2 separate regions of the Homo sapiens genome follow, and region 2 is linked to region 1. Evidence: read pairs that join two places in POLR2A ChIA-PET (ENCODE). Cell type or tissue: A673. All regions are shown on one strand. Links, peaks and the distances in the headings refer to the core of each region. The heading gives the core; the rest is flanking DNA. Region 1 has its middle 8.7 kb from the start of RPL6. Region 2 overlaps HECTD4 (HECT domain E3 ubiquitin protein ligase 4).

Region 1 (4,395 bases), core at 205-4,204:
GACCAATAGAATGTGGCATAAGTGATGTGGAGTCTTGCTCTGTCGCCCAGGCTGGAGTGCAGTGGTGCCATCTCGGCTCACTGCAACCTCTGCCTCCCAAGTTCAAGTGATTCTTCTGCCTCAGCCTCCTGCATAGCTGGGATTACAGGCGCCTGCCACTCTGCCCAACTAATTTTTTTTTTTTTGTATTTTTGTATTTTTAGTAGAGAGAGGGTTTCACCATGTTGGCCAGGCTGGTCTGGAACTCCTGACCTCAAGTGATCCTCCTGCCTCAGCCTCCCAAAGTGCTGGGATTACAGACGTGAGCCACCATGCCTGGCATGTGTCTTTATTTTCTTTTACTTACCCACATGAGCTAACTTTCTAAAAGCACATATACTGCTTTTATAACAAAAGATTATTGTTATCTTAAAAAGCAAATTGCAGAAAATTATGTAAAATATCACTTTTAAAAAAGTATACGTGGGAGTGTATATTCATGGCAACTTGAATCTATGCTCCCAGGGAGAATAAAGAAAAGAAAAAAATATATAAGCTTAGTTTTACAACTATATAAATGTGTGCATAAATACAAAAGTTAAAAAGGAATACGATTTACACATGAACTGAAAACATGTCTACACAAAACCTGTACATAATTGTGTATAGCAGCATTATTCATAATTACCAAAACTTGGGAGCAATAAAGATGTCCTTCAACGAGTGAATGGATAACCTTGTGGTACATCCATACAATGGGACATCATTTAGTGATAAAAAGAAATGAGCTATCAAGCAACAACATACGTGGAGGAACTTTAAATACATATTGCTAAGGGAAAGAAGCCCATGTGGAAAGGGCTTCTTTCATATACTGTATCATATTATATACTCTATGATTCCAGGTATTTGACATTGTGGAAAAGGCAAAACTAAGGAGACAGCAAAGAGATCAAAGGTTGCACGTGGGTGGTGGGTGGAGAGGGAGAGATGGACGGGTGGACCACAGGATTTCTAGGACCAGGAATCTATTCTGTATGGTGCTAGAATGGTGGATATATGTCATTATCCATTTGTCAAAACCCATAGAATGTGCAACACAAAGAGCGAACCCTGGCCAGGTGTGGTGGCTCATGACAAAAACAACAAAAAGTGAACCCAAATGCAAACTATAGACTTTGGTTAATAATATATCAATATTGGTTCATCAGTTATAACAAATATACCACACTCATGCAAGTTTTTTTTTTTTTTTTTTTTTTTTTTTTTTTTAGATGGAGTCTCGCTCTGTCACCCAGGCTGGAGTGCAGTGGTGTGATCTCGGCTCACTGCAAGCTCCGCCTCCCAGGTTCATGCCATTCTCCTGCCTCAGCCTCCCGAGTAGCTGGGAATACAGGCGCCCGCCACCATACCCGGCTAATTTTTTGTATTTTTAGTAGGGACAGAGTTTCACCATGTTAGCCAGGATGGTCTCGATCTCTTGACCTCGTGATCCGCCTGCCTCAGCCTCCCAAAGTGCTGAGATTACAGGAGTGAGCTACTGGGCCTGGATTTTTTTTTGTTTCTTGTTTTTTTGTTTGTTTTTTTTTTTTTTTTTTGAGATGAAGTCTCACTCTGTTGCCCAGGCTGAAGTGCAGTGGCGTGTTCCCAGCTCACTGCAACCTCTGCCTCCCAGGTTCAAGAGATTCTCCTGCCTTACATCCCAAGTAGCTGAGACTACAGGCACACACCACCACCACCACACCCGGCTAATTTTTGTATATTTAGTAGACAGGGGTTTTCAACATGTTGGCCAGGCTGGTCTCAAACTCCTGACCTCAAGTGATCCACCCGCCTTGGCCCCCCAAATTGCTGGGATTACAGGCGTGAGCCACTGTGACCAGCTCTTACAGGTAGTTTCTAAGAGCACCTCCCCAGGTAAATCAGTTGCCCAAGAATCGCCATGTCAGGCTGCAGTTACAGGCAGTCTGGCCTTAGACGCCAACCACTTTACCTATCCTTTAAATGTCAGGTGACATTTTGTGTTATGGTGTCTTTATTCATTTATTTTTTTTGAGACGGAGTCTTGCTCTGTCATCCAGGCTGGAGTGCCATGGCACCATCTCAGCTCACTGCAACTCCATCTCCTGGGTTCAAGCGATTCCCCTGCCGCAGCCTCCCAAGTAGATGGGATTACAGGCATGAGCAACCATGCCCAGCTAATTTTTTGTATTTTTAGTAGAGATGGGGTTTCACCATGTTGGTCAGGCTGGTCTCAAACTCCTGACCTCAAGTGATCCACCCGTCTTGGCCTCCCAAAGTGCTAGGATTACGGGCGTGAGCCACCGTGCCCAGCCTGTTATGATGTCTTAAAGGATCAAATAATATTAGCTAATACTGACTGGGTGCAGTGGCTTACGCCTGTAATCCCAGACCTTTGGGAGGCCAAGATGGGAAGATCACTTGAACCCAGGAGTTCAAGACCAGCCCAGGCAACATGATGAGATCCTGTCTATACAAAAAAAAAAAAAAAAAAAAGAAAGAAATTAGCTGGGCGCCTGTGGTCCCAGCTACTCGGGAGGCTGAGGTTGGAGAATCGCTTGAGCCCAGGAGGCAGAGTTTGCAGTGAGCCATGATCATGCCACTGCACTCCAGCCTGGGCAACAGAGCAAGACCCTGTCTCAAAAAAAAAAAAAAGATGAAGAGTAGTAGCAACTATGAGTTTCAGCCTGTTAAACTCAAGACGTGCCAGAAATAATGAATTTTTCAGTTTTTATTTATTTTTTATTTTGGGACAGGATGTCACTCTGTCACCCAGGCTGGAGTGCAGTGGCATCATCACCACTGCTCACTGCATCCTGGACTGCCCTGGCTCAAGTGATCCTTCAGCTTTAGCCTCCTGAGTAGCTGGGACTACAGGTGCTTGCCACCATGCCCAGCTCGTTTTTGTTGTTGCTGTTTGTTTGTCTTTCTGGGTTTTTATTTGTTTTTGCAGAGACAGGGTCTCACCATGTTACCCAGGCTGGTCTTGAACTCCTGGGCTCAAGCAATCCTCCCATGTCGGCTTCCCAAAGTGCTGGAATTATAGGCATGAACCACTGTGCCTGCCCCAGTTTTTAGAAGTCGACTTGCTTCTGACTTTTAAAACCCTGTAGATTAAACTTTAGGTATTCTTAATTTTTTTTTGTCTTTTGGAGACAGTCTCACTCTGTTACCCAGGCTGGAGTGTAGTGGCACCATCTCAGCTCACAGCAACCTCCCCCTTCCGGGTTCAAATGATTCTTGTGCCTTAGCCTCCCGAGTAGCTGGGATCACAGGCACCAGCCACCAAGCCTGGCTAATTTTTTTTTTTTTTTTTTTGAGACAGAGTCTCGCTCTGTTACCCAGGCTGGAGTGCAGTGGTGCAATCTCAGCTCACCACAACCTCTGCCTCCTGGGTTCAAGCAATTCTCCTGCCTCAGCCTCCCAAGTAGCTGGGACTACAGGCATGCACCACCATGCCTGGCTAATTTTTGTATTTTTAGTAGAGACAGGGTTTTACTATGTTGGCCAGGCTGGTCTTGAACTCCTGACCTCGTGATAAGCCTGGCTAATTTTTGTATTTTTAGTAGAGATGGGGTTTCTCCATGTTGGCCAGGCTGGTCTCGAACTCTTGGCCTCAAGTGACCTGCCTGCCTTGGCCTTCCCAAGTACTGGGATTACAGGCGTGCGCCACCGCACCCGGCCTACATTCGGTATTCTTAGGGCTTGAGGTAGATCATATTATTCAAAAGATGGCAACAATATCTCCCACCCAATTTGGTATTCTTTTTTTATTTTTATTTTTTATATATTTTTATTATTATTATTACTATTATTATTATTATTATTATTATTATTTGAGACGGAGTCTTGCTCTGTTGCCCAGGCTGGAGTGCGGTGATGCGATCTCGGCTCACTGCAAGCTCCGCCTCCTGGGTTCACGCCATTCTCCTGCCTCAGCCTCCCTAGTAGCTGGGACTACAGGCGCCCGCCACCACGCCCGGCTAATTTTTTGTATTTTTAGTAGAGACGGCGTTTCACCATGTTAGCCAGGATGGTCTCGATCTGACCTTTTGATCCGCCCGTCTCGGCCTCCCAAAGTGCTGGGATTACAGGCGTGAGCCACTGAGCCTGGCCTATATTTTTGTTTTTTATTATACTTTAAGTTCTGAGATACATGTGCAGAACTTGCAGGTTTCTTACATAGGTACACATGTGCCATAGTGGTTTGCTGCACACATCAACCCATCTTCTAGGTTTTAAGCCCCACATGCATTAGTTATTTGTCCTAATGCTATCCCTCCCCTTGCCCTCAACTCCCTGACAGGCCCCAGTGTTTGATGTTCCCCTCCCTCCTGTGTCCATGTGTTCTTTTTTTTTTTTTTTTTGTTGAGACCGAGTCTCCCTCTGTCGCCC
Region 2 (4,395 bases), core at 178-4,177, 80 kb after region 1:
CCAATTTTTGGAGGCTCTTTGCTTTGCCAGTAACACCTTTGGTGGTTGTCTTGACATCAGTAGAAGAATGTATGTTGATGTAATTAGCAATAACTTACCAACTTCCCATCTTGAATTCATACCAGCAGGGAAGAGATTCATAGCTTTAACTTGTAGCTGCAGATCATCTTCTTACCAGTTGTTGCTGCCATTTCCACCTCTGCCAGTTTATTTCTCTGCATTCTTAGATGCTTATTACATACGAGCCCCACCTTCCTGTTTCTCCTTCGTAATTTGTTCATTTATTTCTTCTGTTTTTCCAGAGCAGCCATTCCTACTTCTTTTGTAGATGATGTGTTTCATTCAACTACTGTAAGCTTTCTAGTTCAAGCTGATTACAAAGTTTTTCTACTTGCATCATTTCTTTTTTTTTTCTTTTTTGAGACAGGGTCTCCCCCTGTCACCCAGGCTGGAGTGCACTGGTGCCATCATAACTCACTGCAGCCTTGAACTCCTGGCCTCAGGCAGTCCTTCCACCTTGGCCTCCCAAAGTTATAGGATTACAGGCATGAGCCACCACACCTGGCCTTCTTCCATCATTTTAACCCACCCTGCCTCATTGTTGGAAAAGTGATTCCAGATCTTAGATGAGTTTCGAAGTTTTTGCCTTTCTTTCTTTTTCTTTCTTCTTTTTTTTTTTTTTTAGCAGACAAGGTCTTACTATGTTGCTTAGGCTGGAGTGCAGTGGCTATTCACAGGCACGATCATAGCCACTACAGCCTCGAACTCCTGGGTTCAAGCAGTCCTGCCTCAGCCTCCCAAGCAGCTGGAAGTATAGGCGTATGTCACCCACCTAGCTTACCATTTCTTTGTAATGTTTTTTTTTTTGGATGTCTTTTTCTTTCTTTGCCAGTAATACTTGTTGTCTAATTATAAGTTCTTTCTCCTTTGCTAATTGAGTAGCTTCTAATTCAGCTTATCTTTGTTTTTCTTTAGCTTCTTGCTTCTTTTGTTTTGGTTTTGTGTTGTTGTTTTTAAATTGTGAACTTTTTTTTTAGTTCAATTCAGTGATTTGCATATGTAGCTAAGCAAGGCAATTACAGCGTTTGCATTGTTTTGGAAATTCTTGTTATTTTATTGGGCTAAAATATTAATAACAAGTTTCTAAAGGCAAAATTTGAGATAAAAGAGTATTTTTCCAGTTTGTAAGGGAAATAAACTGCACTATGACCTTTCTTAATGTCAGTGCCAAAGACCTGGCAGAATTTTCTTTACTTTTGTCCCAGGCCTCTTCCCACCCTGACTTTCTGGTCTACTGTGAACCAGGCACCTCTATTGTCTGATAATCTGTTTCAGTGTGCTTGCTCCTAGAGTGCCCTCCTTTGTTGATTACAGTAGTCTGTTGGTTTTGATCTAGTCAAATTTATGTGCATAAACTCTTTGCATTGTAAATTTAGTTTGATTCTTGAGATTTAGTTTGATCTTGAGAGCTGGTTCCTTTCTTAGCTGATAGAAGATATAATGGTTTTATTATCCCCAGCTGCTGAAAATGGAGGCCTCCTGATAATTGAATGTTTTGGCAAGAAAACAATCTAATATGAATTGGATAAATCTCTACCATGTCACAAATTAAAATAATGGGTTAACACTATTAAGAATGGGGTATGCTGCCAGGCATAGTGGCTCAGGCCTGTAATCCCAGCACTTTGGGAGGCCGAGGTGGGCAGATCACCTGAGGTCAGGAGTTCAAGACCAGCCTGGCCAATGTGGCGAAACCTCGTCTCTACTAAAAATACAAAAATTAGCCGGGCATGGTGGCACACCCTTGTAATCCCAGCTATTAGGGAGGCTGAGGCAGAATTGCTTGAACCTGGGAGGTGGAGGTTGCAGTGAGCTGAGATCGGCCATTGCACTCCAGCCTGGGCAAGAGAGCAAGACTCCATCTCAAAAAAAAAGAATGGGGTATGCTTCACAACCAAAGAACCGTGAATAATCCATCATTTATTAAACATATATATATTAGGTTTTGAAGAACAGAGATAAAACTTGGTTCCATTTTTACTAGTACTCTATCTGGTAATAGGAGTTAGAAACTTTAACTTTTTTTTTTTAAGACAGAGTCTCACTCTGTCACCCAGGCTGGAGTTCAGTGGTGCGATCTCGGCTCACTGCAACCTCTACCTCCCGGGTTCGAGCAATTCTTCTGCCTCAGGGTCCTGAGTAGCTGGGACTACAGGCGTGGGCCACCACGCCTGGCTAATTTTTTTTGTATTTTTAGTAGAGATGGTGTTTCACCATGTTGGCCAGGCTGGCCTCGAACTCCTGACTTCATGATCTGCCCGCCTCTGCCTTCCAAAGTGCTGGGATTACAGGCGTGAGCCACCGCGCCTGTCCTAGAAACAACATTTATAACTCAAGATCATTTACTAAAGGTTTATGCTTCAATTTTTTTCCTTTTTTTTTGTAGTATTATTTTTTGAGACAGGGTCTCGCTCTGTCACTCAGGCTGTAGTGCAGGGCACCATCATGGCTTACTGCAGCCTCTACTTCCCGGGCTTTAGCAATCCTCCCACCTCAGTCTCCCAAGTAGCCGCAACGACAGGTGCACACCACCAAGCCTGGCTATTTTTTGTATTTTTGGTAGAGAGAGGGTTTCACCATGTTGCCCAGGCTGGTTTCCAACTGCTGGGCTCAAGCTATCCACCCACCTCAGCCTCCCAAAGTGTTGGGATTACAGGCGTGAGCCACCACGCCTGGCTTTATACTTCAATTTTCTAAAATAAATTATGGAGTTAATTTCTGACTTTCACACTTAACTATATTCTTTTATGATTTGGGCTCTTTCAATTAGGTCTAATCCCAATTTTCATGGAAGCATTAACAGAAAAGCCAAAAGGGGAACAATTCCATCAGCAAAGAGCTGGCTTTACAGTATACGTTTTCCATTTGATTGTAATTAAAATAATTTTTGGCGTTGACTATTTTGGGATATCATTAAACATATTTTCTTCCTTAGATGACTTTGGTGAAAGTAATATTTACCCACTTCTCCATCGTCTTTTTCCTTAGATTTTAACCTTTGAGACCAAGAACCCGTCGGAATTAGCAGAACGTTTGCGCTCTGTTTGTGGGAATCAGAGCAATGCCTATGCCCGGCTGCTGGAATACCGCCTGAATGCCTTGCGAGGACTGTGGAATGCCCAGCGCCAGCTGGCCTTAGAAGAACAGCATGAAAGGGAAAGTTCAGGTGATGAGGAAACTTTGGCCCTGCTCAAACGCCAGGGCTTGTTGCAGCAACCTGAGCAAGCGCCCTTCACATCGAGGATGGGGCTCCTGCTGGTCTTCCCCCTTATTCAGTCCCAGAGTAGAACAGACCCCTCTCTCTGTAACATAACTGCTGAGGTGCTATTGAACTGCCTTCGTGACTGCCAGCCTTTGAGCTTGACCAAGGAGCCTGCTGACTGTCTCAATGGAATTGAAACTTTGCTGTGCTCTTGGCTAGAGGAGACTTCTGACACAGGCCGACACATCCCACATAAGCAAAAAGAAAATGCTGCTGCTGCCCTGGTGGCTTTGGCTTGTGCCAGGTAAGGAAAATCGAATGTATCATTTGGTGACCTTGTGACTACTGCCACCTGGGTTGGGTGAATGAAGAAGAGGCCAAGTATATTTGATAGAAGTCTTAACATTCAGAAGTCCTTCTTTGCTTTCAGTATTGAATTTCACAGCCTTGACAGTGCATGAGATGCTTTCACCAAACTTGGCACCAGGTGCCTGAGTTGGAACCAAAGTTCATGTTTTCTGTTTCTGGTATACCATGATAACATCTTAACCAGCAGAAAATGGAGAATCAACCCTTGACATATCTAATTGTCCCTTAGATGGTTAGTGTTTTACATCAAGTAGTTAGCAGAGGATGTTATGTCTACTTCTCCTAGGAGGATGGTCAAAACTTTATAGAGCTATTAATTTTTCATACCTGTCTATAAGAAGTACATCAGCAAGCTAGTGGGCTATTATTCACCTGGACTCAGTCACAAAATTGGTCACAAATTATATTTTTGGACCTAATACTTGTTTTGATCAATTTAATTGGAAGATTTCTCAGTATATATCTAGATTTAATAGTAGTACACATGGCTGGACGTGGTGGCTCACGCTTGTAATCCTAGCACTTTGGGAGGCTGAGGTGGGCAGATCACTTGAGGTCAGGAGTTCTAGACTGCCCTGGCCAACATGGTGAAACCCTGTCTCTACTAAAAATACAAAAATTAGCCGGGCGTTGTGGTGGGTGCCTGTAATCCCAGCTACCTGGAGGCTTAGGCAGGACAATCATTTAAACCCAGGAAGCAGTGGTTGCAGTGAGCCAAGTTGGCGCCACTGCACCCTAACCTGGGCAACAGACCAAGACTTTGT

Evidence for each region. Peaks named below come from ENCODE experiments on the same cell type or tissue, not always from the same donor. Only the 100,000 strongest peaks of a DNase experiment are listed, where the experiment ranks them.
Region 2: POLR2A ChIA-PET joins it to region 1 with 8 read pairs; 7 of 35 experiments call an interaction of 5 or more read pairs at or near these places.

The regions. Positions count from the first base shown.
Region 1 is chr12:112,398,697-112,403,091 of GRCh38, reverse strand. No RefSeq gene overlaps it. Among named protein-coding and RNA genes, the nearest start is that of RPL6, 8.7 kb to the left of the region's middle. In A673, for the core only: no CTCF peak of the experiment used is centred there; no DNase peak of the experiment used is centred there.
Region 2 is chr12:112,318,396-112,322,790 of GRCh38, reverse strand. It overlaps HECTD4 (HECT domain E3 ubiquitin protein ligase 4), which reads left to right. Exons shown (of 76, transcript NM_001388303.1): 2 at 3,049-3,566. It also overlaps the pseudogene LOC100421482. Among named protein-coding and RNA genes, the nearest start is that of HECTD4, 62 kb to the left of the region's middle. In A673, for the core only: no CTCF peak of the experiment used is centred there; no DNase peak of the experiment used is centred there; H3K27ac peaks cover 617 bases.